2 separate regions of the Homo sapiens genome follow, and region 1 is linked to region 2. Evidence: read pairs that join two places in POLR2A ChIA-PET (ENCODE). Cell type or tissue: PC-9. All regions are shown on one strand. Links, peaks and the distances in the headings refer to the core of each region. The heading gives the core; the rest is flanking DNA.

Region 1 (10,928 bases), core at 1,214-9,213, 270 kb after region 2:
GCATTGGAAGAAGAGGTGGCAACATAGACTGTGAAGAAGTTGCCAGAAAGAAGGGTGAGAACTGGGAAAACAGTGGTACAGAAATCATATTTCCCAAAGTTCACTAATTTCAGGTGCTACAGAGGGTCAACGCAGGGCAAGGACCAGAGGCATTCTATGGGATTTGCCAAAGAGTGGACTAAAAGGGACCTTGGCCAAATCAGTCTCAGGAGAATGGTAGGGAGTAAAACCTAAAGAAAGTGGGTTGAGGGGCAAGTGGGGAATGAAGATGTAGAGATAGACAGTGGTGCGTAACTGAGGTTCTGAAAAGCAGGAACATGTTGAGGAGAATGGTGGATCCTTGATCACGTTAATCCAAAGAATAAAGAATCAATGAAAAGCAAGAGAGTAAAAATAATGAGCAGAAATGTCATTTGGCTGCTTTAACAAAGACCCACATAATAGGGGCCAGGCGCAGTGGCTCGAGTGTGTAATCCCAGCACTTTGGAAGGCCGAGGCGGAAAGATCGCTTGAACCAAGGAGTTTGAGACCAGCCTGGTCAACATAGTGAGGCCCTGTCTCTACAAATAATCAAAAACTAGCCGGGCATGGTGGTGCACGCCTGTAGTCCCGGCTACTCGGCCGGCTGAGGCAGGAGAATTGCTTGAGCTCAGGAAGTCAAGGCTGCAGTGAGCCATGATCATGCCACAGCACTCAGCTTGAGTAACATATTGAGACCCTGTCTCAGAAAGGGAGCTTCACAGTGCTAGTGACCCAGGTCCTTCCATCTTTCTACTCAGCCATCCTCAACATGCAGCTTCCATCTCATGGCCCAAGATGGAGGCTGCTGCTCATACCATCATGTTCACATTCCCTGCCAGAGCAAAGAAGGAAAAAGGACGGGGAAGATTATTTTCATCTTCAGGGCACCACCCAGAGGTTGCTAATATCACGGCTACCCAGGTTTCACCGGCCAGAGCTTGGAGACTCAGGCACATCTACCCGCACGACAGACTGGAGCAAAGTAATCTCTGGCTGAGGAGGCCAGGTACCCAGCTAAAACCAAGGGCTTAGAAGGCCCAGAACAAAGGAAGGAGGCACACCACCGCCACTGCAGCTGGGAGGAAGAAGTGGGGTAGCTGAGTTTGAAAAGGGCTGGAAAATAGGGAACTCTTGCCTGGTCACCTTTATTTTCTCTGCAAATTGAGACCTGGAGTCATCACTCAGAGAGCCAAGAAGAGAGATGGCTTTTCCAGCCTCTCTCCTGTTGCTGTTTAGGTCCGTTGTGGTAGAACAGGCAGGCACCTACTTACAGACCCCTGAGATGGTTCAAGGAAAAGCTGTGCCTTCGGAGTCCAGAGTTTCAAGCCTAGCTCTGGGCTCAGCTGCTTTATAACCTTGAGCAAGTCAAGAAATCTCAGTTTCCTTATCTGTTAAGTGACCACGACAGTGCCCAGCCTGCCTGCCTGCTCACAATCCTGTTTGGGCCCCACGGAGAGCTGTAAAGACTCTGCATAAGCATCAACGCTGGTGGAAATGTGAGTGGGCATTCTTGTGGGAGGGACAGAGTTGCCAAGGCAAAGCTGAGCCACAAAGGGCAGGCAGAAAAGGGCTGAGAGGAAGATCGGAAGGACGTGAGATGGGGTGTGGCCGAGACCAACCCCACGTGGACCGCCTAGTGCCCGGCCACTCCACAGGGCTCTGCCCGTCTCTGACCCAGCATCAGAACTCCTCTGCTGTCGGGGTGAGGGTGACAGGGAAGTGGGGAGCCGCTTCTGGACAAGCAGGGCTCCCGTGGCCAGTGGGAGGGAGCAGCTGGCCCAGCTGTCCACAGCCGCTGGGAGTCAGCCTCTGTTCTGTCTTAAGATCACTATCATAGAGCCTTGGCCTCGTCCTCTGCGCTTGGCCTTGGAAGCTCTCCTGGGACCTCTCCCCAAGCCCAGGACACCTCTCTGTGTTCCTGGCTCAGTCTAGTCAACAGTGTGAGTTTCTCTCCCAGCCTCTGGCCTAGCAAAGCTGGCCTCTCCAGTGTGTGCCTGTGTGCGCGCGCACACACACACACACACACACACATACACACAAACAGAAGCACTGCATACTATATACCACATGTACAACACACACCACACACAGCAAACACACCACACACATATCACACACTACACACACACACAGAAGCACCGCATACTACACACCACATGTACAACTCACAGCACACACAGCAAACTCACCACACACACATATATCACACACTATACACACACACATATGAATACACAAAGAACATACCACACATAGCATACAGCAAATATGCAAACACACCACACACAGACATCTCCCACAAACTCCACAACACTCACCAGCATGCATGCTCCCTACACATACACACCATGCACACATGCACGCTCCCTTCTTCCTAATGGCCCCTCTGTGTCTCATATCACACCCATCCATTCCATCCTCTACACAGCTGCTTCAGTGATTTTGCTAAAACGCAAACTACACCATTTCCTTATTTAAACTCCACTCCCTCTTCCAGTGGCTTTCCAGAAAATTCAGGCTAAAAATCCTAGCTCCTTCCCAGAGACTGTGGCCCTCCACAGTCTGTTCCCCCATGGCCCGTGCCGCATCCCCCATCAGCGAGTCTGTGCCACCTGCCCTTTCCCCCACTGTGGGTTCCTCGTGCATCTCTGGAGGATGGCCCCACTACCTACCTCATCCATCTGAAACATGTTCATCCTTCCAAACCCAGTTCAGAGCTCACCTCCTCTGTAAAGCTTTCTTGACCACCCAAGCAGAATCACTCCCTTCCTCTCTGCAGCTCGTGCGGTGTGTGGTGGAATGATTTGCTTCCCGTGTCTGTCTCCCCTGCCAGCAGGTGACCTTCTGAAGGGAATTCGTGTCTATAGACAGAGCACTTGTTCCTGGCATAGGGTGGGCTCAGTGAACACGGGGTGGGTGGCACTCATCCCCCTCATCCTCCCACACAGATCAAAGTGGAAAACCAGCTTGACTTCCAGGACATCACCAGCGTGGTCGCCATGGCCAAAACCTACGCCACCACCGAGGCCTTCATCGACTCCAAGTACGACATCCGCATCCAGAAAATTGGATCCAACTACAAGGCTTACATGTGAGTCTCTGGGGCAGGGGCTGGGGGAGTGTGGGAGGAAGGCAGCCCAGAGGTGCATGTCCAGCCGCTGTCTCCTGCACCCAAGGGTGCATCATTATCCTCCTTCCTGTCTCCTTACTGCCCTTCTTCTCTGTCCAGTGTGGCTGAGGGGCTGATGTCCAGTCACTGCTTATCCCTGGGCAGAGATCTGTCTACCCAAGCAAGGGCTGTTTCCTCCAGAGCAAGAAAGGTGCTTGGCATGTCTAGGGAACTGCACATACACACAGGATATATGTCTTTGAGAGAGAAATTTGGGGACAAATCAAGGAGGGCTTTGAATACCTTGCTGAGGGTTTTGGAGTATTTTTCTCTTCTCTTCTGAGCAAAGGGTCTGATCTGTGTTTATAAAAAGGTGACCATGAGGCTGGGAGGTGCAGAACGGTTTCTCTGAAGCCAATAAGACCAGTTAGGAGGTTACACCAGATTTCTCTGCCTGCAAGCAACAGAAACCACATCTCATTAACTTAATGGGTTTTTAAAGGGAATTTACTAGAAAACCATGGGTTATCAGAAACTTTAAAAAAGCAAACAAAAATATCTCCCAACTCAATTATCAATTTCAGAAACATTCAGATACAGAGTAGCCCCAGGAAGGTGGGCAGCCAGAAATAATAATAAACAATTTTCATGGCATCCCTACTGGTAAATGAATCTGCCCTAGTCATTTTCAAGGCTTAACTCAAGATTGTGATTCCGTGGAAAAAGTACTGATTAGTCCAACTTTGATCGCATTTTATTGATTAGAGAAAAGCAGAAAACTTTATAAGAAGGCATGCAGTGTGGGCAGAGCCATTGCCCAGTGGAAATAGAGGTGCTGAATCTAGAGGAAAAGGAAAGAATGCCAGGCAGAGAAAAGCAGCCCGCCTTCACCCTAGAGGTGGTTCAACAAAGCACGGATTACATGGGGCTGTGGTTATAAGGATGAATGGGGACTTCTGGAATAGGCAGACTGTCTCGTTCTTGGGAGAGGTCTTTGCTCCAAGCCCTCTCTATCTTTCACTCTGGAATGTTATTGTTAGTTCCACTTGAAATGATGAGACCCCAGAGGGCCAATCGTTGCCTGGTTGCCAAGCATTTATGGGGCACTGACTGTGTGCAGGGCTCCATATCTGAGGACTGCAAGGGTTAGCCCTGGACAGCTGGAAAGTCCCTCCATCCGCAGGCTTCTGTGTGGGTAGCTTGTGCTTTAAGCTAGGGTTGGCAAACCACAACCACAGGCCGAATCCAGCTGCCACCTGTCTCTAAATACAGTTCTGTTGATCACAGCCATGCACGCCCATTTATGGATTGCCTGTGGTTGCTTTAGCACTACCTGGATTGCCTAGACCAAGGGTCAGCAAACTTTTTCTGTAGAGGGCCAGGTGGTAATTTTAGGCTTGACGGGCTATATCGTCTCTGTTGCAACTACTGAGCCCTGTCATTGCTTGTGAAACTGGAGGAGGTGCAGGCAGTTGCCCTAGAAGGAAGTGTTCCCAGGAAAGGGATGGAGCTCATTCTTGAGGAGTAACTGCCCTATTCCACTAATCAACCTCTTCCTCCTGTGAGGCAAGCCAGACCTGCCACTGCTCTCAGATGGCCTCGGGGTGATAAAATCACCTCCTCCCTGCCCCCTCTGAGTTATGGCCCATTCCAGTGCGTTCCTGAGGCCCCTGCCTTCAGCCATGATATCATTTCCCTCCTCTCTTCATTGTTTGAGCTTCCACTTGACATTGACGACACCTTGTCCCAGTTTTTTTTTTTCTTGAGGATTACCTCATTGCAGCATTTTTCTGCTGAGCCTCCCTGGCCTGACAGCTCCACTTTGTCATTACTTACCGAGTTTCCTGGACCTTGGGCTGGCCCATCTCCAAAGGAGGGGGTTCATGTCAGACTTCAGTGTAGAATTTCCCCGGCCATTCAACCCCCTCTCTGGCCCACTCCTTGCCCTGCACTCGGGCCTTTGTGCTTGTCGCTACTGGGCTGTCATTCTTTCTAAGTCCTAGCAGACACAGTAAGGAAGTACATGTGTGTATCCTTACCCGTGTATACACATATATCCATAATTTTTTCTATATGTTCCCATCCACATCCCTATGAAGCTAAACAGAGTCCTATGGATGTCCCTGACTTTCATCTGGTACCACTTCGTTCATTTTAGCCTTTCCTGATTGCTAATCTATAACTTCCCACTCCAACAGAGAAAAATCCAGCTCCCCCATCCACCATCTATTCCACTTTTTTGGTTCCATCTCAGTGTATGTGCCCAGTCTCAGAATGGTTCACCTGTAGCTCCATGGGAAACAACCTTGCCAACTACGGTGCAGTGCCTTATGGCTCCTGGTGGTCATCTATTCTCAGCATTTTTACTTCAATTTTCTCTTACAATGATACATTTTTGTGTCAATTCCTCTCACCAGTTCACCCTTTGATCTCAATGACATAGCTTCCCTTGACCGTAAGACAAATAGCTTTACCTCCACCACTATGCTTAAACTCGTTCAGTCTTTGCCGAGGCCAGATGCATCATTAGTGATAGATAGCTTGTCTGGATTCTCCCCCAGTGTACACAGTTCCTCACCCAGTAGGTGCCTACTGGGCACCTACTACCTGCCGGATCCCACTGGATACTGGGTATACAGGGGATGAAGTTAAACATGTCCCCTACCGTCAGGATTCTCCTCCATCAGAGAAGAGAGGACACTAATGCAGTCATCAGAAGGGAGATGAGCATTACTGAGCATTAGTGTAGGGCGTAGTACCGGGCAGTCTATTTTTGCTGTGTAAAGGTGGGCTGTCAGGAAGTCGTATGTCAGATGAAACCTGAAGGATGAGCAGGACTTAGGGAGGCAAAGATGGAGACAAAGACTGTACGGAGTAAAGGGAAGAAGACCTGCAGAGGCCATGACATTGGGAAAGAGCCATGGGCAGTGGAGCACCGGAAGGGAGGTCGGTTGTTACTGGAGCAGAAAGGGCAAGGAAACAGAGAAGGATGGCAAGACAGTCAGAGACCAGAAGGCCTTCCTAATCTTCACCAGAGAAAAGTAGTCACTTCTCTCTAAGGATCACTTTTCTAACATTTTGGGGCCCTCAAAAGATTCCAGAATCACCAGGGGCTATACACACTGCCCTCATTCTCCTCAAAAACAGGCCAAAGTTTGGGGGATTTCATCAGATGATGTAGGCATTTTTTAATTTAATCTTTCAATTTCAAAGATGACTTAGAAAACAATACCTAGGATCCAACAAATAAAAAAGGCAAACAGCATGAAGGGAAATAAACATAGGAAAATATAGTTGAAGACAAGGTGTGTACGTAAGAATACATGCCATTACGTGAGCCAGTTATTTGAATCAGAGCCTCCTAACAGCCAAAGCAAAGAAGGAAAGCAGATCAGTGACGAGGGTCCCTAATTCCCTCAATGTGTTGTTTGTTCTGGTACAGGAGAACCTCCATCTCTGGGAACTGGAAGGCCAACACAGGCTCTGCCATGCTGGAGCAGGTGGCCATGACAGAGAGGTAAGAGACAAAGGAGGTGTAGGGAGAGGCACTGGCCATAGTAGGAGCTGAAGGGGGAATGCAACAAAAGGCCCTGAAGAGAAGGCCACTCCGCCCTCCGTCCAGTGCCTCACCATCCACAGAGCACTTTTTTAGACATGATCATCTTCACTGCCCACAGCAACCTACAGGGCAGGTATTAAAATAACCCCATTTTACAGATGGGAGAAGAAAACTCAGAGAGGGGAAGTGATTTGTCTAGGATCACAGAGCTAGTTGATGACAGAGCTGAGAGTAGAACCCTGATGTCATGACTCCAAGTCCGAGGTCTTTCCAGCCCTGACCAGCTGCTATAGGAAGAGGTCAGGAAGCCCTGGCCAGTCCCTCCTGTGCTCTGACAGCTGCAAGGAAGCATTATTAGGAGACCAGGCATATTGGAGAGTCCACTTCTCTCTCAAGCGTCCTTCCATCTCAATATGAATAGGGAAAGGTTGACGTCCCATGAATCATGCATGTTTTAGGGATGCTCTCTGGCTGAAGGGTTTTTCGGTCTTTCTCCCTTTAGACACTGTGTGCCAGCCCCACTTAAGGAAGTGCCGGCCGGGTGCGGTGGCTCACACCTGTAATCCCAGCATTTTGGGAGGCCGAGGCGGGCAGATCACCTGAGGCCAGGAGTTCAAGACCAGCCTGGCCAACATGGTGAAACCCCATCTCTACTACAGATACAAAATTAGCCAAGCATGGTGGTGGGTGCCTGTAATCCCAGCTACTCGGGAGGCTGAGGCAGGAGAATCACTTGAACCCAGGAGGCGGAGGTTGCGGTGAGCTGAGATCGTGCCATTGAACTCCAGCCTGGGCAAAAAGAGCAAAACTCTGTTTAAAAAAAAAAGGGGGGGAAGGGTCGAAGGGCCAAGTCAGCTGGTCTCAGGGCCTGCCACATACATACCTTCTTGCCTGCATGCCCTGTGACCTCTGCTAGCAGCCACACAATAGCAATGGACAGAGCATGGGCTGTGAACTCAAAAAGCTCTGTTCAGTAAACACCTATTGAGTACCTACTGCAGGCCATGTTGTGCTGAGCGCTAAAGGATGAAAAAATCCAATCCTTCCCTCTAAGAACTCTGTATCGGTTGCAAGGGCTACCACACAAACCAAATTGGTTTGCGCAGAAAGGGGGATTTACTGGCTCATGTCACTGACGACTCCAGATATACAGTGTCAGGTAAGGCCTTAAGGCTCCTCCTCTGCCCACCCAAGTTCAGCTTCTTTGTGTGTTGGCTTCATCCAGGCAGGCTCTTTCATTTCATGGTGGCACACAGTGGCTCCAGGCTTTCATCCTCACAGTGTCAGGTTCAAAAGAAGGAAAACTTCTGTTTCCCAGTCATTTCAACCAAAGCCTAGAACTGAGCCATATGTACTGGTTGGCCTGGCTTAGGTCACATGACCATCCCTGAACCAATCACTATGGCCCAAGACACTGCAACGCTGTGATTGGAGGCCTATGTCAGGTCTGCACCCCTGGAGACTGGAGTGGGAGCATCCCCTACAGCAACAAAGACTGAGTGTGACCTTAGGCATGCTCATGCTTTCTGAGCTTCTTCAACTGCAAAACGAAAGCAGTAGTAATACCCAAGTCAGAGTGCAGGTGTGAGGACTGAATGAGAGAGGGCTGCACCTAATCCAGAACCAGCCCCTGGCAGGGAGGAACACCTGTCCTTCCCATCAACCCCAGGGGGCAGCTGCCACCTTCAACCTGGGAACCCACCTGTGCTAATGAGTCTCTTGGAGGCTGCGCTCATGACCTGGCACGACTGAATCATGTGGCTGAGGCAGTCACCTCCTTCCCCCAACAGGTGTTCACGGGACAGTCGTGGCCATCTTCTCTATGGCCCTTCCGGAATGTGAGCCCAGCCTTCCCCAGTGCCTCCTGAGCCACTCACAGATGTCCCCAGCAGGCCACCTATCCCTGGCTCTGCCAAGTCCCAGGCTGCATGGGCCATCCCTGGAGGAACCTAACGTGGGAGTGGGCCTGCCCAGGCCTGGAATCCACTTTCCCTTTTCCAATCACAGGCAGAACTCCAGGGTCTGGGCTGGAGAGATCCCCAGTCCTATCCCCACAGGAGCAAAATCCATACAGGGACTCATACACAGGGCCTGACCCCGCCCTCCACTGGCTCGCCTGCTTGCCAGGTGGCCTGACTCCTGGGCAAAACCAATGATGTCGCTTGGTCAGTGCTAGTCCCACCTGGCAGGAGGGGAGCAGGGCCCCCCCCCCGATTCTCCAAGCACTCTCACGCTGCTGTACGCCTGCAGCCCCTTCCTAGACCCTGGGATGCCTGTGCCCTATGGGGCGTAGCCAGCAGGGGACCCCAAGGTTCATCCTTTCAAAACAGCCTCTGGAAACAGCTGCCTCTGGACCTCAGCTCAAATTTCCACGTTCCATTGAGAAGAAACCTGATTTATGAGTGTGTCTCAGGGCAGAGCTCACCCTGTGTGTGGCACCCACAAGTCAGCCACTGGGGCCAAAAACGAGGACCCTGATCAGAGAGCCCAGAGGATTCTTCGAGCTCCAAGGACCCAAGGTTGTCCCCAAACGTGGCCACGTATCAGAATCACATGAAAAGCTTTAAAAAATTATAGAAATTACTCTAACATAGGGTGGAGCCCCAAGTCTGGCTGTTTGTGCGTTTAACTCTCCTGGTGATTCTGATGTACAACCAGAATCAGATCTAGGCTTTCCCATTTTATGATAAGAGGGAGAGGCTTTTCCAAAATTATTAAGGAATTAATAGCAAGAATGTAGGTCCCTGGTCTCCCATGCTGAGTGAGAATGGATGGGCTGGGGCACCTTCAGAATGAGAGGAAGGGTGGCTTGCTTGGAAGCTGGAATCAGACAGGATCTGGATTTGGAAGCGGTACAGTCACTTAATCATCGCTCTGAGCCTGTTCCTCCATCAGTAAGATGGGTTAAAACCTTCCTCATAGAGTTGTGCTGGGATTCGAGGGAATGAGGAGTCAGCCCCCGGGCCCAGAATGCCTGGAACATACCAGGAGCTCCATGGGTGTGAGTCTCCATCCTTCTTTTTATTTGATGATCTCACATGCTCCGTGCTACAGCTGAATGAGAAAACTGGACTGGGAGTCAAGGAGATCGAGGGAATCCTGGTGTTCTTACACCTTACTGTGTGATCTGGACCAGCCACCCTCCCTCTCTGGGCCTCAGTAGGCTTTGGTGGATGAGATGAGACTCCATTCTAAGAGCATTCCAGTCACAGTCCCTCCTCATCCCAGCACTTGTGGCTCAGAGACGCAAAGCGATGTGAGAGTAGGCGTGCCCCGTGTGACCCTGGAGAGTGAGAAGCAAGAACATTGACACAGAGTCCCCTGTGACTCCCAAATCCAGCCCACAGGGGAAGCTAAGTGCAAAGCTGGAACAGTTTCTTCACATACAACCACCCCCTTGTTGCAGGGTCAGAGTCCAGTGCTGAGATCTGTCCCCAGCAAAGCAAACTGGCCTTGCAGACATCAAGTGGCTGGAAAGGGAACAAAAGCAGTGGGTCTAGAGGGCCAGGCCCCCTGGGCGAGGCAGAAGCAGCCTGCCAGTCTCCCCAGCCCACCCGCCCCGGGCCCTGGGAAAAATGCACCCTTTGTCCTCCACAGCCTCTTGTCCGGCCAGGGCTGGGACTGGAAGGGCAGCCTGGAGGGACTTCTGGAGCCCTTGGAGCAGCTTTCCCAAGGGAAAAGGGACACAGGGGTGGCTGGGTGTCCAGGATGACTCCGGATGGGGACAGGGCAAGCTCCCCATTACTGCAGAGCCAGCAAGTCCTGGGGTCGGGGGAGACCTCTCCCAACTCTGGTTCCTTCTCTCCCTGCCTCTCTCCCCTCCTTCCTGGCTCTCTCGTGTTCTTTCTCTGGGTCTCTCTCTCACTGTCATGTGTGTCCCTGCCTCTCTCCCTGCCTCTCTGTCTCTGCGTGTTGGACTCCAACTCTCTCTCCGTCTTTCTGTCTCTCTTGCTGCTTCTCTGTCTCTCTCCATCGCCGTCTGGATGTGTGAGTCACTGTCCCTCCCTGCCTGTTTTTCCATGTGAATCCACTTCTCTCCCTCTACCCGCTTCCCCACTTTCCCAGGCCACTTCACTGTCTGTCCATCTGTCCCTGCAGGTACAGGCTGTGGGTGGACAGCTGCTCGGAAATGTTTGGCGGCCTGGACATCTGTGCCGTCAAGGCTGTCCACAGCAAGGATGGCAGAGATTACATCATCGAGGTGAGGGATGAAGCAGGGAGTCCTCCTGGCTGGTCCAG
Region 2 (10,928 bases), core at 1,982-9,981:
GACAAGTGTTCTTCCCACCCTGCTTAACTTGGCCAAGAATCTGGCTTCATGGGTTAGGGCAGCCTGGGAACCAGCCAAGCCAGAGGAGACGAGCCTGCTTTGCCTGGGCCCTTCAATCAGTGCTGGGGTCAAAAACCTCCCTGTTCTGTTCCTTACTAGTGGCACAGTAAGGCAGAAAGTGTTGAGACTCAAGAGCAGAAAAATCCAGGCTGTCTAGTGGGGCGGTGAAGACCACAGACCACAGAACAGACACACCTGCTCAAATACTAGCTCTGCCATCATGCAGTGGGGTGACCGTGGGCAGAATTGGTGAGATTGCTCGGACTCTGGAGTCAGGAGGTCCGGCTCAAATCTGGCTTCACTATGTAGGTACATACTAGGTAAGTTACCTAGTCTCTCTCAGCTTCAGTATTTTCATCTGCAAAGTGGAATGAGGAGGACAAGGATGATAACACTAATAATTTCTGACATGTATGTTTATAGTAAAGAATAGAATTTATTACATGTATATATGTATATAAAGATCTTAAAATAGCTGTCAACAAATAGTAGCTGCTTTCATATTTAATTCCTCTTAAGTCCCAATTTTTTTCATCTGCAAAGTAGAAATAGGAGTGCCTACCTCAATGAGTGGTTATGAGAGTTTAAAGGAGATAATGCTTTAAAAGGTCTTGGCATATAAAAACAAATCAATAAATGTTAAAATATTATCAAATGGTTATTATTTTTGTTCCAGTTCCATCTCTATCTCTTAAACCAAGCTGCTGTACCTCTTTGGACCTCAGTTTCCCCATCTGTCAAGTGAGAGACCTGGATCAGATGGCTTCTCCAGTGTCACCGCACATGGGTTCCCTGCACTGGGACCCACAAGGCCTAGAAGTTACTTGCAGCAAAGCTGTCAGTAGCCTCTGAGCCTTGGTCAGCCCAAAAGTACCTCGAACAGCCCCATATCCCTGTGCACAGTTCATGAAACTAGAAATGGGGAGGGGAAGATGCCTTGCCTTTGCAAATGTTATCTTGACCTGTGCTGTAGTATTAACATGGCGGCCACTAACCACAGGTAGCTGAAACGCAACTAGTCCAAACTGAGATATGCTATGAGTGTAAAATACATAATGGATGTCAAAAACTTAATTTTAAAAATATTAAGATCTTATTAATAAGTGTAAAATTGATTACATATTGAAATGGTCATATTTTATACATATTGGGTTTAGTATTAAAATTAATTTCACTTTTTCCTCGTTTTTTTAAACATGACTATGGGAAAATTCAAAATTGCATACATGGCTCACGTGTAGCCACAATCCTGTTTCTCCTGAGCAATATCAATCTAGTTTTTTTCCCTTTCTGTCTCCCCGCTTGTGAGCCACCCAGTAAGAAACTCTTCTCAGAGGGATACCAGAAGGAATTCGAACTATTTGTAATTAACTTTTTGAAACAAAATAAAATCCAGATGTTAACTATCCAGGTGGAGCATTCTATTTTAGCAGCCTCCAGGAATCTCCTCTGGCTTAAAGGAGCCCTGAATAAATAAAATCTATCCAGCTGCCAAAGCACCCCATGATGTTACCATATTTATCAGCACCTGAAGTTCTAAATCTCCACTCTGGTCAAGCCATCTCTTGTCTTTCTCCGTTAGAAAAAGATGGGCAGTGGTTTCTGTTTTATTTTCCAAGGTACTTGCCACTGTTTAATACGGTAGCTTAGCAGTTAGGAATGGCCTTTTCTCATTAAGCTCAGCTCCCAATGTTTCAAACCAATCTCTTTCTTTCTTTCTTTCTTTCTCTCTTTCTTTCTCTTTCTTTCTTTCTTTCTTTCTGTCTCTCTCTCTCTCTCCTTCCTTCCTTCCCTCTCTCCCTCTCTCCCTCCCTCCCTCTTTCTTTCTTTCCTTCTTTCTTTCTTTTTTTTTCTTTCTTTCCTTTCTTTGTTTTCTTTCTTTCTTTCTTTCTTTCTTTTCTTTCTTTCTCTTTCTCTCTCTCTCTCTCTCTCTCTCTCACACACACACACACACACACACACACACACACACGAGTATTGCCTGGAAAGGCTGGAATGCTGTCTTTCTCAAATGTTCTTATTCATTCATGATACTTTTATTGAATGCCTACTAACATCAGGCAATGAGCTGGTGAGCAAGACTTGGCTCCCATCTAAGGGGAGGCAGTAATACCATGTAGTAATAATATGATGGCTGACATTTATCAGGTCCTTACTACATGCCAGGCAATGAGCCAGGCCTTTTATTTCCATTGTGTCTGTGAATTCTTCCACAACCTATGAGGTTAAGAGTACTATTATTGCATACTCCATTTTACAGATAGGAAAAATGAGACCAGGGAATTAACTTGTCCAGGGACAGGCAACTAGCCATGAACGAGGCCAAGGTTTGAGCCAAGTGGTCTAACTCCAGAACCTGTGCTCCAGCTCAGAAAGTGTGGGAAATGCAGGACACATTTTGCCAAAAAAAAAAAAATTGGGTGTTACTCACTCAGAGATCCGAGAATTGAAAGGAGATTCTAGAAATAAAATGGATTCCAGATCACAAAACTGGTGACCCACAAGGCTGAATCTGGCCCATGGACATGTTTTGTTTGGTCCACGTGTGTGTGTGTGTGTGTGTGTGTGTGTGTGTGTGTGTGTGTGTGTGTGTATCTTTTCAGAAGATGTTACATTAAAAATTTGGATTTCTTGCTTGTCCTAAGAGACTGGAAATCTGGCATCACTAGACTCACATCCTGATAGGCTGGAGCTGGACAGCAGCTGTCCCCTCCAGAAGGGACCTGGACTGTACGGTTCACCACAGTTACTGCCACTCTCTATTGTCTCCCCAACTCCAAAGCCAAAGCTCAGATGCTGTTTATCATCACACTTGCCCACTGTTTTATTGCTTGTCTTATAATAAAGAAATCATTTTTAGTACCTGTTTAGCTCTCCAAAATGGAAACCAAGAGAATGGGGAACCATAAACATATTTGGTAGGAGTGAGTAATATTCCAATATGTCTGATACTCAAATATCCAGCTTCTGTGCCTGGTCCCTGTAGGCACTGGGTTTGTGACATGGCATGGATGACAAGTGAGGAAATCCAGGCCAAAAGAGAATCAGCCAAAGAAGGAACTGGAACCCACACCCACCTTCCCACCTTAAGTATAAGCTTTTTATCCACTGCACTCATTTGTTCAGAACTGCACCCTGGAGACCAACCTGGATTCTGAGATTCTTGGATCTCTCAGTCCTTGCAGTGGTGAAGTTTGACCTTCCAAACTTCCTCAGGATCTTTGGAGCTTTCTATCCTGTCACTGGGGTTTCTCCCTGTCAGGGGAGCAGATAGTGACTGCCCAATGGGGCACACGTTTGATCTAAGTCTTCCAAATACCCTCCTCATTCACTTAAACAAAGGTTCCATCAGATCACACATGTGTTCATCTGAGCCAGACTTCCATGAGAGAAGTCCTCTCAGCAACAGAAAATGTTTGAGCCGAGCCATGAACCACATTTTCCAGAGTGAGGCACTGCTCAGGTAGGCTGTGGATAAGGAAAGCCTTATTTTGATGAGTATTGAGTCTTAATCCCATTTCTTGTCTATCAGCTTCTTCAGTGGTGTTAATGAGGTTCAATTTTTACCAAGCCCTCCCACAATCAGTGACAGGCCCTGAAGTGACCTTGAGTCTTAATTCTAGCCATCGACTAAGTCTGCAAGGTTGCTGTCTGTTTGGCAAATCAGCCCTGCTCCAACAGAAGTTTGGTGGTCAAATATGTCATCTGATAAAGTATCTCAGCTCACTAGAGGTTTTGTTCAGAGCCCGCATCCACTTTTGCAACCACAGAAATCCTGGCTCTTACCTTAATAGACCATATTTCTAACAAAGTTACCTACTGAAGGGTGTGGTTGACAGATTTAGGTGCTGAGTTATTCAGCTAAAGTAGAGAGCCCTTTCCAAGGGAACTTAGAGCCAGAAAAACTTGACCATAGTAGGCATTCAGTGAAATACACACCACATAGAGCCAATATCCTGCTGTTTTACAGATAAGAGACCAAACCCAGGGAGGTCAGTATCACCAAGGGGACTCCAGAGTCAGATGATGAACTAGGACTAGACCTTAGGCCTCCTAACTCCAGCCAGTGCTCCTCCTCCATGCCACACTGCACCTCCTAGCCCTGGCAGTGGATAGGGGAGCGGTTGCTGACTCTTCAGCCAAGTTCATTGTCACCATTCCATTTCTAGGGCCCTCTCTTTGGCTACCCTAGTGACTTCTACCTCTGCTTATCAATGGGAGCTGTCTAAAGAGGGAAGGGCAGCACCAGATCCTTGACAAGTGTTGGGCTTGCCCTCAGAAGACATGGGTTCCAATCCCATTCCATGTATTGGCTATATGGCTAAGCCACAGAACCCCGCCATTCTCAATACTGACATCCACTAACTAGGAACTATGACCGACCCCCCAATCACCATCCTGCTTTCCTCGTTGCGAAGTTGTCATCAAATGAGATCAAATGGACTTAAGACTCTAAAATGTGAAGAGTTGTGAAAATAGAGTAGGAACTTTGTTGTTTCTTTCTCTGCCCTGTGGGAAGCACTGTGACAAAATGGAACACATTAGATTTGGAGGCGGGGGGATCAAACCACGATTTTGAATTGAAACTCAGCTCTCTCTATATGACCCTGGAAAACATCACATCACACCACAGAGCGCCATTTTCCTCACCGAAAGTGAAGTGAGAATATCAGCTCTGCTCTATAACAACACTACTACTAAAAGCTCATGCTTATTCTTATTGAGCTATTCTGTGCCAAGAATCAGTCTCTTGTATAGACTAAGGGCTACAACTTTTTAGACTTGGGAAGATTCTACCCATTTTGCGACCTCTCCACCTGAGTCTTTGGCTCCCCACTTTTGGGGCCCCCCTCAGTCTGCTTATCTTTGATTTTCTTCCTCTCCAGACATGCCTTCCCTGCTGCCCCCAAATTTTATTACCGTATAGTCAGTTCTGGGATCCTAACATAACCAAGCCTTACCTCCTAACCCAGTGCCCTTTCAACTGTCTCAGTGGTTCCCAGCCTTTTCAACACTAAGGAATATTTAGTGCTAAACATTCCATGAAGTATTTCACTTAATTGCCAATGAAGTTACCACGTGGTACATAATATATTTCCCCCCATTTTAGAGATGAGGAAACTGAGGCAAAGAACCTGCCCAAGCTTGGGAGTAGCAGAGCTCACTAGAGCTATCATGTTTCCAAATCGAAAAGGCAGGGAGCTTATTCATGATGATAAAGTCTAAGTCAAAAGGGAGCCCTTCCTAAATACATGAGATGCAAACACCTTAGTCAAACACCTCAAGTCACGAAACCAAGTCTTCATGAAATCTGACCCTGGTTGCGAAACTCACCATCCCCACATCCTAATCCAGGCATTGCAGGAGCTCTGAAGTTTCTGAATGAAACAGCTCTTCTCTGCAGGCAGCCAGGCGGCCCTGTGCCTGACACCCTCATGGGCAGAGGCAGAGGGGATAATTACCATGTAGTATTTAAGATCTCTAGTTCCGGAATGGCTCTTGGAGGCTTGGTCAGCTCAGGACTTCCCCTCTCCACTCCCCAGTACCCACCCCCCGCCCAATCATCTAGGGCTCTGTTTTTCCACTAACTGAACTTTACCTTGGGCTCTCTGAGGCCAGATCGTACAGCTTTCCTTCCCTTCCCCACCCCCACAAAAAGCCAGGTGGCTGCAGGCTTGGAAACACTTATAGTTTCTTGTCTCCAAGCCGTGAATGCCACCATTAGGTGATCGGATTTACATGAACATAAATCAGACTTGAGTGTTGGGTAGTGTGGACTGTCCCTTCTGTGACAGCAAAGCCATCCTAGCCACACAGATGGCCTCTAAATGGGTCAGGAAAGGTTCTCTGGGGCCCCTCTGAAGCTACAAACACTAATTTTTTAACAGCTGAACAAAAAGACCTCTTAGTTCCACTGCAGCCCACATAGACACCTGTGGGCCTCCTGTCAAACAGTATTTAGTAAGTCCCTTTAGCTAGAATCAATACTTTGTGTACCCCTGGATGCCAGACATGAACATAGGAAAATATCTGAACCCATGTCACCTCCTCTGAAAGGATAGGGACCTCAACTAGGACACATCAGTTACCTGCTGTCTATCCCAGGCATGGTGGCAGCACTGTGGGTAACAGGGAGAAGTGACAATGGCAGTAAATGCATGGGACCTGCCCACAGGGAGAAGAGATGCTAAGCTGGCATGAAACTAAAGATTCTCAGGAGGGGCAAAGGACAGCGATATACCAAAGAAGCCAGGAGCTATTTTAGGCATATCAGTAAGCCAACCCAAATCCGACAATGCAATCACCCAGGAACCCATGAGAAAACTTCCCAGGCTTATGAAAACACCAACCGTCCTTGCTTTCGGCTATAATTAATTAGTATATTAGCTGATTGTGTCAGAATAATGACTGGCTAGTATCAGCAGTTCTAGTTATATTTTAATTTGTTTTTTAATGGAAAGTTAATCAACACTCAACACATGAAATTGTGTCGGATAACTGTTCCAAACACAGAACTTATTGGAGGGAAAAATTAATTTTAAAAAATTCCATAGTGTTGAAAAGTCTGGGAACCACTGAGAGAGTTGAAAGGGCACTGGGTTAGGAGGTAAGGCTTGGTTATGTTAGGATCCCAGAACTGACTATACAGTAATAAAATTTGGGGGCAGCAGGGAAGGCATGTCTGGAGAGGAAGAAAACCAAAGATAAGCAGACTGACGGGGACCCCAACAGTGGGGAGCCAAAGACTCATGTGGAGAGGTCGCAAAATGGGTAGAATCTTCCCAAGTCTAAAAAGTTGTAGCCCTTGGTCTATATGAGAGACTGATTGGAAACACAGGTTTTGGAGATAGGCTAAGCAAGTATAGGTTGCAAGTGGTGTGAGCTTGGGCAAGCCATTTGGCTTCCCTAGCCTGAGACAGCTCATCAGGCAGCTGGGATGACTGATAGGCAAGTAAGGAGCTTGGTACAGTGCCTGGCACATAGTAAGGGCACCAAACTTACTATGAAAATTACAGTATTATGTTTGTGATCTCCTGCAGGGTTGGCATTTAGAAATCTCCACTTTCTTCTCTGGGAGGGTGCTAGGGTATCATGTCCACCAGAAGACAGGACTAGACTTATCAAGTAATGCAGAGAGCATAGTGGGTGCTTACCCTCTAAAGTGGGTTAGGTTTATCCCTCTGGGTGGCACGCAGCCCTAAGTTCTTTCTCCCAGCGCAGGAATGATCCCCTCTGGGAGTTTCCCATGCAGCTTTGGAGAATTTGGGTTTTACTAGAGATGGTGTTTTTCAGCATGCTTAAAATATGGGCAAGGTTTATGACTGTTCGTCTGTACCAATGCCAAGGAGTGATCAGGGAAAGGAACCAAAGGAGACCTAGAGAATGAGAAGTTAATGAGGACTGTTCAAAACCGAGGGGGTGTCATGGGCCAAGAGCCAGAGAGACAGAGTATGAACAGCTGGAGCAGGACAGACCAGTGATGAGACTATGAGGATGAGGTAGGCAGGGTCCACACTGGCCCTTGTAAAAGCCATTTGATGATACTTTATCCTAAGAGTCCACTGAAGAGCTTTCATCAGAACAGGAATTCTTTCCTAAACCAGGCCTTCTAGCTCCCATAATAATGAGACCCCAGCGTCCTTCTTGGCTGGGGTCCACCCAGCCTCCCTCTCGGCAGTCCATCCTCCTCCTTGTGACCATCCCACTGCTCTCACCCAAGTGCCATCCATAGGCAACAAGAAGGGAGACAGATGAGTGAGTGCCCTTGCTGCCACCATGAGCCTGGCCAGCGGACAGCTTTGAGTCAGAAAGCAAAACCCTGTGTATGTGTGTTCAAAACACAGCCACATATACCTTTGAACCTGAGTCCATGTAAGTCCTCAAAGTCAAACAACTTGGTGTAATAAATGGTCCACTGCTTATTCTGAAAGCAAAATAAATACATAAAGCTATCTTCAACCGAATTACTCCAGCATGCAACAAGTCAAGGGTCACAGCTTTCCTGGCATTGCAGCCTTCCTCTCCCTATGAAAATACTCCCATTAACTTGATCTTCGTGGCCCTAATTTTGCTCCCTTTCAAAGAGACAAAAAGAAGGAAAAAAAACACTCAGTAAGTCAATAAAAATTATAAATTGTTTTTCTATTTGAGAGAAGCATGGGAGTCTCTTAAGCACAGGGCTCTAACATTCCTCCATCCCCTCATGTTGCATATATGAAAAGAACTGTGTTAACACAGCCACTGTGGAGGCCAAATTGGCAGGAACTATTAAAATTGAAAATGCATATTATATAATTATAATAATATAAGAGTATGTAGTAGTATATATAATATGATATGGTATAATGTGACCTATAGTATAGTTGTTAAATATATTTTAGAGCCAGGGTGAAGGGGCTTAAATACAGGCTGTATTCCTTGCTAGCAGTATAACCTTAAACGAGTTACCTCATTTTTCTAAGCCTCAGTTTCCTCAGCTGTAAAATGGAGATGACAATAGCACACCTCCCTCATAAAACTGAGAGAATTAAATGAGTTAATGTAAGTTAATGACTTAGAATAATGCCTGGCACATAGTAATCACTCTATACTTATTAGCTGTTTAAAATTATAACCTCATGAAATACATAAAAGAAATATATATATTATATATATAATATATATGTAAATATAATATATATATATTATATATAATATATATTATATATAATATATATTATATATTATATATTTATATATTATATATAAATTATATATTTATATATTATATATTTATATATATATATCCTCCAAACCATCAATCCACAGTAATAAAAGGACTTGGTTTGTCTCACTGTGGCCAGGGAGAAGTAAAGTTAATAGAGACAAGACATTTCAAGGTTCCAAGACTCTTCCCTTAAAGGTGGGGATGAGTTAGGGGTCCCCAGGGGGAGCTACCCAGTCTGCCAATGTGGTGGGAGGAAAGCCAGGGGGGCAGTCAGGAGACTGGGTCCCAGCTGGAGAAGGTGCTCCTCTGACAGTTTTATATATATATTAAGTAGAAAGATCTCTAGTACGCATTGTTGAATGGGAAACAAGCAGAATACTATATGTGGTATTATGTGGTATTCCATGATGTTTAATGTTCTACTATTCATGTTTCTAAGGGAAAAACTACTATAAATTTGCTATGGATACCTATGTATGTAAATGTATAGGAAGAAAAGGATTTGGAGAAGGGACTAGAGTTAGAAAAAGTAATCAGAAAGGATTTTACTCTTCTCCGATTTTAGATAGAGAGATAGATAGATAGATGATAAATGATAAATAGAAATGGATATATCATAGATATACAGAGAGATACATACATGGACATAGAATGTATTCATATACTTGTAGCTTTTAAAATATAGATAAAACAGGCCAAGATGGTACAAATTGTTATTCCCCTTGTATAAATAAGAAAACTAAAGCTCAAAGGTAGCCCATATGTGCCTAGGCACACACAGCCAACAAGCCCCAGAGGAAGGAGTGGAGCTCAGATCTGCCCTCCCCATTGCCTTTCCACCACTCCACCCTGCCTCTCAAGGCCACCCAGGAGTAGACTATGACAAAAGGTAGAAGAAGGGGCCTCCTTGTCCATACTGGCTGGAATGGTAAAAGCCAAGTGCGATGGAGAATCGTGTTGTTGTTTTTGTTTTTAATTAATGAACCTGTTGGAATGTGCCATTCAGCAGTGGAGCTGAATGGTTCCTGCTGTTCATGCAAAACAAACAAAAATCCCTCCACCCAAGCTACTTCTGTGGCCACTTTTCTAGCCTTATCTATCCAGGGACTGTGAAAGGGACACAGAACTGTCAGAGGGGCACCTTCTCCAGCTGGGACCCAGTCTCCTGACTCCCCCTGGCTTTCCTCCTACCACACTGGCAGACCGGGTACCTCCCACTGGGGAGCCCTAACTGATCCCACCTTTAAGGGAAGAGTCTTGAAGCCCTGAAATGTCTTGTCTCTATTAACCTTACTTCTCCTTGGGCCACAGTGAGACAAACCAAGTCCTTTTATTACTGTGGCTTGATGGTTTCAAGGGTCTTTTCCAGATCTAATAGCCAAAGAACATTAGAATTTTCCTCTATGATACACTAGAATAATAATAAGCTCTCCCTCCCTAAAGATGATGTTTAATTAAAACCTCTGGCCATTTTGGCTATCTTCATATTTTTAAAGAAAACCCAGATGTAGAAGAAAAGCATTCTTCAAATGTTAACCATCCATTCCATCTCCTGGTCACCTTAGAATGTCATGTGTCAATGAAAGTTGAAAGGTTTTTGAAGCATGGTATAACTGATAATACGTTTTAGCTTTATCATTTAGCAACTGGGTGGCCTTGGACAAGCACAGTCTCTTCAGCCTCAGTGTTTTCCATCTGAAAAATGGGTGCAATACCTACTCTTAAGGTTGCTGTGGGGGGTCGGGGGAGGGGGTGAAAGAGATGGCATTTGGGAAGTGCGTGCAACCAGGAGGGGCCTAAGACATGTCTCTTCCCTCCTCCAGCTGGATAGCAGCTCTCCTCCTTCCATGGTTCCAAGACATCCACAGCCTGGGTCCCCCAGACTTGCCCTACCAAGTGCTGGCGCCTCTCCAAAGTCTGATTCTTTCTATTTTCCTTAAGTTGCAAAGCCCAGTGTTGAGGTGTAATTGTGTGTAAGAGGGAGAGGGGATGGATCTGGTTTCTTTGAAAATGGCTTCTTTGCTAAAACGACAACCTCAGATCTGATACTGAAAGAATCTGCTGGCACTGGCCCCTGTCAGAACAATTTGGAGCTATCCAGGGGCCATCCTCTGGGGCTGGCAGCCGGCCCCCCAGCTGAGCCTCATGCTCAAATTCCCAA

Evidence for each region. ChIA-PET counts read pairs that join two places held together with the same protein. Peaks named below come from ENCODE experiments on the same cell type or tissue, not always from the same donor. Only the 100,000 strongest peaks of a DNase experiment are listed, where the experiment ranks them.
Region 1: POLR2A ChIA-PET joins it to region 2 with 12 read pairs; 7 of 35 experiments call an interaction of 5 or more read pairs at or near these places.

What each region holds. Positions count from the first base shown.
Region 1 is chr22:32,533,755-32,544,682 of GRCh38, reverse strand. It overlaps SYN3 (synapsin III), which reads left to right. Exons shown (of 14, transcript NM_003490.4): 8 at 2,970-3,112; 9 at 6,573-6,647; 10 at 10,788-10,890. It overlaps LOC124905103 (a long non-coding RNA gene), which reads right to left. Exons shown (of 3, transcript XR_007068067.1): 2 at 2,744-3,584. Among named protein-coding and RNA genes, the nearest start is that of SYN3-AS1, 36 kb to the left of the region's middle. In PC-9, for the core only: no CTCF peak of the experiment used is centred there; a DNase peak (open chromatin) is centred at 4,792; H3K27ac peaks cover 2,533 bases.
Region 2 is chr22:32,805,212-32,816,139 of GRCh38, reverse strand. All of the region lies in intron 6 of SYN3 (synapsin III), which reads left to right. All of the region lies in intron 1 of TIMP3 (TIMP metallopeptidase inhibitor 3), which reads right to left. It overlaps LOC124905104 (a long non-coding RNA gene), which reads right to left and starts at 4,824. Exons shown (of 2, transcript XR_007068068.1): 1 at 2,009-4,824; 2 at 1,800-1,839. In PC-9, for the core only: no CTCF peak of the experiment used is centred there; a DNase peak (open chromatin) is centred at 5,399; H3K4me3 peaks cover 3,713 bases; H3K27ac peaks cover 6,530 bases.